2 separate regions of the Homo sapiens genome follow, and region 1 is linked to region 2. A link is an interaction called in ENCODE POLR2A ChIA-PET data of the cell type or tissue named here. Cell type or tissue: Panc1. All regions are shown on one strand. Each heading gives the region's core, and the rest is flanking DNA. Links, peaks and the distances in the headings are about the cores only.

Region 1 (4,400 bases), core at 273-4,272, 610 kb after region 2:
AGAGCTGTCAGGAACCTTCAGATAGCAGTAGAGGACTGCAGCTGCCTAGGTCTGCGGCCACATCTTGGGGACACACTGGATTGTTCCCATGTGCAGGGTTCAGCACTTACGTGGGAGTGCTAGGGGTTAGGCTTTTGAGCTTGAACGCCTGCGTGTGAACAGATGAAAAATCCTTCAGTACCCAAGTCCCAGTCTGTCCTATGGGGAGCAGTTTGGGGGCGGCCGGCAGCAGGAGCCTGGGAAAGAGGCCCTCGCCAGGTGATGGCAGGGCCAGGGTGGCCTGGGGCACCCAGCGGAATGTGCTTAGTATTTGGTCACCAGCCGTCATCCTGGGCTTTTCCTACTGTGTCTTGTTACAAGGCCTCAGCAATCCACAGAACTCTCTCTCCTTCCTTCCACCTGTCAGCTTCTCTGCTTCTGAGATAAGAACCATTTGTGTAACACCAACACTTAACTTCAGAAAGACATGCATTATGTGGTGTAATCAAACCCGAGGCTTTCAGATGACCTACTTACATCTTCAATGTGGATAAGATAAAGAACAAAACACATGCATCTAAACTGCTGGGCAATCCAGTTGACTTTTAAATGTAAGAATGGAATTCCAAACACTTAACACATTCAGCTATATGACAGAAAGTAAATCTATGGATATGGTATTTTGTGAATGATCTTTTAAATAAAAGAAAACCTTACGTAATATTTAAAAAAAATAAAAAATAAAAATAAAAAAATAAAAAGATGGGGATGTCTAGACAAGAAAAATATTAGAGATCATGTCTTAAATGTTCTTGTACTGGAAGACATAAAACCACATACACCCTCCTTTCTCACTTTCCTGCTTTTTTACAACCAAAACCCAAGAAGGAAAAAATTGTGGAAGAAATTGTCTGGGTCCCAGGGCCATTCCCACATATAGGAAAAGCATGTGCCTCAATGTGACTGAAAGACTTCTTCTCATCTCCTTTGTAAGATAGTGAGTGTGTGGAGGGTTGGATCTGTGTTGGATTTTTTCTTTTTTTTTTTTTTTTGAAACGGAGTCTTGCTCTGTCGCCCAGGCTGGAGTGCAGTGGTGCAATCTCGGCTCACTGCAAGCTCCACCTCCGGATTCACGCCATTCTCCTGCCTCAGCCTCCCGAGTAGCTGGGACCACAGGTGCCCGGACCATGCCCAGTTAATTTTTTGTATTTTTTTTTTAGTAGAGACGGAGTTTCACCATGTTAGCCAGGATGATCTTGATCTCCTGACCTTGTGATCCGCCTGCCTCAGCCTCCCAACGTGCTGGGATTACAGGCGTGAGCCACCGTGCTAGGCTCTGTGTTGGATTTTTAAACCCCTCCTTCATAACACTGTATCAGCCACAGAATGGTCTCTCAATAAATGCTAGGTGAAAGGAATGAATGGAATGGAATTATGACAACTTGGATTTTTTGTTGTTCTTATTCTTTAAGTCATATTTTCTGTGAGTTGCTGTTTAGATTGGAGTTTTAATAAGAATCACACACATGGCTGAGGACAGAATAAAGAAATACGAAGAATGAGGACTGGAGAGGTTGGGATAAAGAGAGTGTGATGTGGCTGCAGTTACCCTCATCCCTTCAATGAGGAAAGTGGACGAGGATGACCTCTAAGTTCCTTCTAGCTTCAACGGATTGTGAGTTTTCCTGCATCCTCCCATGTCATTAATACTTTAGCTTTAAGCACCTCCCAATTCAAACCTCCTCTGCAATATTGCCTTTTCTATCCATTCCATCACTGTTAATCTAACATATTAGCATTTCCAACAAAATGGGGACTTCAAATATTTTATTAAAGTATGAGACAGCTCTATAACAGAATGCTGTCAACAATGTGGCTGTTAATATTGATAATGCCACTGGATGACATTGTTCATAATTTTTAAAAAGTTTAAAACAATGATATCATAGTAAAATAACCCTGGAATATCTGGAAGGAAAGAGAGTCACCAATACTGTGATTATCCCTGGATGGTGGGATTATGGGTGGTTTTTATTTTTCTTTTTGAGTGAATGCATTTTCTAGTATTTTTACAATGAACATAAGTTTCTTATGTTACAAAAATAGGAAAGAAATCAAAGACTTCATCTTAAATGATCCTAAAAATGATGGCTTGAGCTATTCTTTAATTTTTCTTTTCTTTCCTTTTTTTTTTTTTTTTTTTTTTTTGAGACACGGTCTTGCTCCATCGCCCAGGCTGGAGTGCAGTGGCGTGATCATAGCTCACTGCAGCCTCAAACTCCTGGCTCAAGGAATCTTCCTGCCTCAACCTCTCAAGTAGCTGAGATTACAGGTGCCTGCCACTATGCCTGGTAATATTTTTCTCAGTGTAGAAACAAGGTTTTGCTATGTTTCCCAGGCTAGTCTCGAACTCATGGCCTCAAGTGATCTTCCCATTTTGGCCTCCCAAAGTGCTAGGATTACAGGTGTGAGCCACCGTACCTGGCCTCATTATTTAACTTTTCTATGGAAGGAGATTCTTTGCCTTCCACTTATCCATTGAAGGCTGCTGGTGTTTTTTGTTGATTCACAGCAGGACTAAAGCTCTCCACTTCCAGAATTTACCTCCAGTTTACTTTGACACCACTTTCGCTCAGGCTCTTCACAAGCATTGCCTCTTCCCCAGTTGTTCTGTGCCAGATCCACTGAGATCCGCCTAGTTCTGTCTCCTCTCATGGAGCTGGAAGGCTGACAGCTAGACTCTCAGACTCCTAGACTATGGTTCTGGACGTGATTTAGATTCTGCAGTGAGATATGCCCTTGCATAAAGATTAGAAAGAGAGAAGCAGAGGCCATCTTCCTGCAGCAGTGCTGCCTGACGAGCAAGCACTATTGGCAGCAGCTGGTCTCTAACAATTTCTTGGGTATAGGGTGACTGTGGCAGCAGCCAGAGTGGAGGCAGTTCAGTGTCTGGTAGTTTCCTGACTTCGTCATCATAGCTGCTGTGGTGTGACCTTGAAGCCAATCATCTAGCCTAGCGACCCCATGACTCATTCCTCCGGCCCCTCCAGTGACTTTGTAGCAACCTCATTCCCTGTGTTTCATTCCTTTCTTCTTGATGTGACCGAAGTTGTCCCCCCTCATCCCCCACGACAGAGTCCTGGTTCAGATCCCATCTGCTTCATGAAGCTCACTGAAGGTTTTGGGAGTCTAACAATGGCCTCACCTTGTGGATCTTCATTCCACAAGAATAGAGCAGTGACAACAGGCTGGGAGGGCCCCTGTGGAGGGCTGGAGAAGGAGAGGAGGCCTGAGAGGATCCTGGGGCTTTTGTTTTCTCTTTGAGGTTTCATGTTAAAGGTTCCTTGAACAAAGTATGCCACAGCTACAAGAGCTTTGAAACCCTCTGGACTACTTTTTTTTTTTTTTTTGACACAGAGTCTCACTCTGTCACCCAGGCTGGAGTGCAATGGCGTGATCTCGGCTCACTGCAACCTCCGCCTCCTGGGTTCAAGTGATTCTCCTGCCTCAGCCTCCTGAGTAGCTGGCATTACAGGCATGTGCCACAACGCCTGGCTAATTTTTGTATTTTTAGTAGAGATGGGGTTTCACCACATTGGCCAGGCTGGTCTTGAACTCCTGACCTCAGGTGATCCACCCACCTCGGCTTCCCAAAGTGCTGGGATTACAGGCGTGAGCCACTACACCCAGCTAGACTACTCTTAAAATAAGAATCTTTGTGCACAGAATATCTGTGATGTTACAACTCAAAGGAATAGAGACAAGAATAAGGTTCATTCCGTGCTTTCCTTGAGATGAGGGACTTGCATGTTTCATTGCAACTCCTTTCAGGGATATAAACCCTCACCCTTCCTGATTCAGTTAAGCCAGGCCCCATCTTCAGTGACACTGTCAACAGCTGGTCACCATCCTCTCTTTAGCAGCCTCTCCAGTCTAGCAGTCCCTCTTCTCTTCATTTTCAAATTTGTGACCATTCAAAGTGAAATTTGAAACTTTCTGCAACAGGATTGGTGATTTATATTATTTTGTACGGAGGGCTAGAACTTCAAGAAAATTGATTTCTAACCAGACCCTGCTGTGCCCTGTCCCATCACAGTAAGGCACAGTAAATGAGAGGCTGAAATAGAAATTCCATTTTTCACCCATCAAGTTGAGTACTTCATCTGACATACCTGCAAAACTAATAGCTGGAGATTTAACACATTTTTCCATAAATACATTTCTCTGTAAATCTAGACTCACAAATACAAAAATAAAAACCCAAAACATTTTTAAAATGCAGCTCCTATAAAAGTAGGAATCATCTATCAGTCCTGAAAGATGAAATTTTTAAAAGAGCAATGATGATGACGATAATGATTCATGTTAACACACCTTTCATCAAAAGCATTCCAGTAACTTTTTTTTTTTTTTTTTTTTTT
Region 2 (4,400 bases), core at 335-4,334:
AATATATAGCCAGATGTTCCGGTCATTGAGGGGTGTTAATTCCATATCTTTGGTTTCCTTGATTTTGCCTACCTCAGACATATATATATATTTTTTAAATTATAATTTACAGGATGTCCAATTTTTTTTAACTCTTGGCAGTTACCTATCACTGTTAGACTGGTGTGACCTTTTAGAATATTTTGGGAAGAGAAAAAATGGAGCATTTATTGCAGTCATGTTGAAACTCTGCTTCAATATGATATGCAACTCATTACATTTAAAATTCCATTTTGGTAACTTTCACACTGTGGCATTTCTTGAGCCCTCTCTCACATGTCAAAGAGATGCATATAGATTGGAAACTATTTATTCAGGCAACCTCAAATGGTACTATAAATATAGTTGTAAAATGTCAAGTTATTTGCATGCTGGTGAATTAGATGTCCTAAAAATTTTTGTAATCCCAGATATTTGCTTGTTTCTATTACCAAGAAACACGGGAATATACTACAAATAATACATATCATTCTTTTCTTTCTGTTCTATTTTAGTGTAGTTTTGTTTTAGATTTTGATTTAATTTAGCTTTTACAATTAAGAGCCCACGTTCAAATAGATGTGATATGAAACTATTCTTAAAGATATTTGATTCTTTTTTCCACTGAATTATATGGGTTATACACTTAAGAAGTGTTTAATAATGTTGGTCATTATTACAAGAGTGATTTTTTTGGAGGAAATTTTTTGTTATATTTTGCTATGAAGTCTCCCTGCCTTTCCTTCTCTTTTTTCACCTATATTCTGGTTCTATTGCAGTTCGCAGAAGTGAGGATGCCTCATTCATCTTTTTATATCACAGTACCTAGTCTACAGTCTGTCCAATACTGGGTACTAAAGGAAAGATGAATAAATGATCTATATTTTTAAACGCACTTTTTAATACCTTAGTTTCAAATGTTATTCTGGAAGTAATTAGGATCTGCAAATTCTTGTTAAAATGTTTTAGAATAAGGCATTGTGAAATTATTTGTTATTTTTAAATTATAAACAAAAGTCCAGCCCTTTTCTGTGGAAGAGAGAAAGAACAGAGTGTGAAAAGAGGAAGAAATAATTAATTTGACTTTAAATCCTTGGGTAGGCAAGGTGCTGAGCTTGGAATTTTTTCATATGATATAAGCAAAGAATAAAATAAGCTTAGATGTTTTCTTGCATCATTCAAAGTTTTTCAAAACATGTAGTTGGCCAACATTTCAGCTGACATATACATGAAAAGATGGCATATTTTTAATGGATAGAGTAAGTGGTGTATGATGAGGAAAGAGTAGATGACTATATGAATTCAGAAATGAGAATTAAACAGTGTCAGTCTGGGTCAAACGAGGAGACAAAAACCACAAAGGAATTTAAACAGGAAGTTTAGTGTAAGGAATTACTAAACTAAGATAGGAGAGTAACTATAAAGATGTAAAGAAAACTCAATAAGTGCCCTAAGGCTGAAGAAAAATACGCAAGGAAGGACACACTCGGAAGCCACTCCCCAAGGCTGGGTTCAGACTGCTTTGGAGAGGATGTGGATGTCGCTCCCTGTGATGTCACAGAAGTTTGCTGGCTTTGGGGCACAGGCAACCTGAGGCTGGTGGAGAGTTGGAGTATCACGGTGGGCACTTGGAGTATCACGGTGGGCACAAGGCCTGCATGCAGCATGCAGGGTCTGTGTGGGAGGCCTGTGGAAAGGTGGTTACTCAGCCTCAGGACAGGGCTGCGTAGTCACTAAGGGACTGCATGCTCTGCACACAAGACTGGAGCAGAGATGTCCCTATATACATGCACCGCTGAAGGACAGTGAAGCAGCAGCAAGAAAACGTCAAAACACAGTACTCTGGAGCCATTACAGTGTCCCTGCGGCGCCCTCTACTGACAAGGCCTAACACTGAGGTCACTCTAACTAACTAATATTGAGCTCACTCAATCTTAGGCTTTGAGTAAGGAAGAAATGCTTCGAGTCCAGTCCATTATCACAGAGCAGCTATTAAGGGGTGTATTTGGAGTTGAACAGTGATGACCTGACGGTTGGCACAACCCCAAATCCCAGATCCCAGTTTAGCCAGGGGCATTTTGTTTTGTTGTGATAATTTATAAACAAATCAATAGGAGCTCATTTCTCTTGCAGGGTTCACGCTCTACCTTGTAACTGAAGTACTCAGTAAAAAATTCTGTGGTTTTGCTGGGTTTCCCCACTCCGTCCTTCACCGTTAGGCCAGATCCTTTGTGTCCAATCACATTTCTGTATGGCTGTTCATTCATCAAACCTAAATATAAAAATAAAGATTTTCATGGCTGGGCAAAATGTGTTCATGATAATAAGATTGATTTTGATACTTTAAAAATGTTCACATATTAAAATCAAGAAATACCCACTTGTCTTACTAAAGCCAGCTCTTTCAGATTGTATGCATGGTGTATGTCTTTTTACATTATTTGTAATATACTGGGTTTTCACCATTGTAAATACGGCCATTCTGGGCCTGAAAACTCTCCTGGCTCTTATTTGTGTAGCTCTATCTCATAAGGCTTAGTAAGAGCAAGGGATAATCACGTTTAACAAAGCCATTTCTTTTTGCTATTAACATGCTCACCTTTACACTTGATGGCAACAGCTGAATCCCTCCATTAGGCATCATTAAAATTATTCTTTGGGTTATTTTGATTAATGCTTTTTACTTTCATTGTACTCCCTCTTGGTCCTAAATGGTAAGAGCAGTTAAATAGGAGTGTTCAGCGGAGTGTGTCTGCCATTCATTGTTATGCATATATTTATGTGTTTTGTGTACTTTCTTAAACAGAGGTTTCATAAAAATGAGTGCACTGGCAGAAATGTTTATATAAAATTACATTTTGCAGAGCTTGATTTTATAACGTGATCATACAAGAGAGAATGTTAAGGAGTAGAAAGCAGCATCTGCATTGTAAGGTCTCATCATGGTACCACAATCTAATAGTAATAGTAATAATAATGCCTTGTTTTCTTTTGAATGCTGGCTATGGCCAGCCGTATTCTAAGTGCTTTACTGCACTAACTCATTTGATCCTTACAAAAACCCATGTATGAGGCAAGTACTATTCTTGTTCCCATTTTAGAAGTAGGAATATTAAAGCAGAGTTTAAATAACTTCCCAAGGCTGCCTGGCTAATCAGTGCTGTGCAGAAATTTGAACCCAGGCACTAGTTTCAAAGCTCTCATTCTGAACCATTGTAAATCATACTGCCTGCAGGATCAGTGGAAGAGATTTTTTTCAATTGTACTGCCAATGTGACAAGACAGGAAGAAATGCTCAGATGCTAAATACCAAGTGAAATTTGGAAACCCAGAGAGAGCTCTGGAGGCTCTGGACTTTCACCCTGAACTTGCTCTTAGGTTTTTACAACCTCCAGAGCCACAGAAGGAAAACTCTAGGCCCACCCAAGTTGAACTGTATAATTAGCAAAGGCTCCTCCCACCATGGAACTGGTACCTCTAAGCTATATTCTCTTGGTAATGGCAAGCTAGAAAAAAACCTGAGACTCCTCCAAGGAAAATTTTCTGTCTTGAACCTTAGAGCTATGTGGAGGAGCAAAAAATAAATCTCCTCAGAAAATCTGTAACCACAGAACAGCTTGTGGATTTACAGCTGAAATTCACACTAGCTGAATGGTCAGAAAAACATTCAGCTTAGAATCTAATTAAAATGGTACCAGGTTGGTAGTTGCTCTTGTCAGCTAGCAGAAGCAAATGCAGATTCTTTGTGAAGGAATTCTTTATTTGACCATAAAGAATCGTTACAGAATTCCTAAAATACATTAGCTCCCATTCAAAAATCTCAAAACACACACAAAAAATAAATCATTATGAACAAGAGTCAGCAGAATCAACCTGCAAAGACTTCAGGTACTGAATTTATCAGACATAATACATAAAATAAGTAAGTTTACTATGTTTACAAAAATGGAAGAGAAGATTGAAAATATGTCTAAGGAGCAAGAGTATTGAAATAACAAAGAAAATTTGAAAAGCAGATACAACTTATTAACTAAAATATAGAAATTTAAATTAAAAGCTTGATAGGCAATCAATGACAGATTAGATAGAATCAAATAAAGAATTAATAAGCTAGGAGATAAAATTGAATAAAATATTTAGAATGTAGTAGACACAAAAGATGAAAAATATGGAAGGGGGCTAAAAGACAAGGAGAAGAGTGAATTTTCCAGAAGTGATTAAAGATACCAACACATTAAACACGACTAAATGTTTAAAAGAGATCCGTATGCCTAGATATGGCATAGTAAAATAGCAGAGCACCATGACAAAGAGAAAACCCTTAAGCAGTCACAGAGAAAAGACATGTAGCTTTCAAAGGAGCGGTTCAACTAACTATAGTG

Evidence for each region. Peaks named below come from ENCODE experiments on the same cell type or tissue, not always from the same donor. Only the 100,000 strongest peaks of a DNase experiment are listed, where the experiment ranks them.
Region 1: POLR2A ChIA-PET joins it to region 2 with 13 read pairs; 2 of 35 experiments call an interaction of 5 or more read pairs at or near these places.

The regions. Positions count from the first base shown.
Region 1 is chr7:27,452,677-27,457,076 of GRCh38, reverse strand. It overlaps the pseudogene EIF4HP1. Among named protein-coding and RNA genes, the nearest start is that of TSL, 160 kb to the left of the region's middle. RefSeq lists an enhancer at 2,913-3,207 and a silencer at 4,349-4,400. In Panc1, for the core only: no CTCF peak of the experiment used is centred there; no DNase peak of the experiment used is centred there.
Region 2 is chr7:28,059,811-28,064,210 of GRCh38, reverse strand. All of the region lies in intron 1 of JAZF1 (JAZF zinc finger 1), which reads left to right. It overlaps LOC105375208 (a long non-coding RNA gene), which reads right to left. Exons shown (of 4, transcript XR_001744910.3): 4 at 1,997-2,290. Among named protein-coding and RNA genes, the nearest start is that of JAZF1-AS1, 120 kb to the left of the region's middle. In Panc1, for the core only: CTCF peaks have their summits at 1,665 and 1,893 (motif pointing left); a DNase peak (open chromatin) is centred at 1,900; H3K27ac peaks cover 3,595 bases.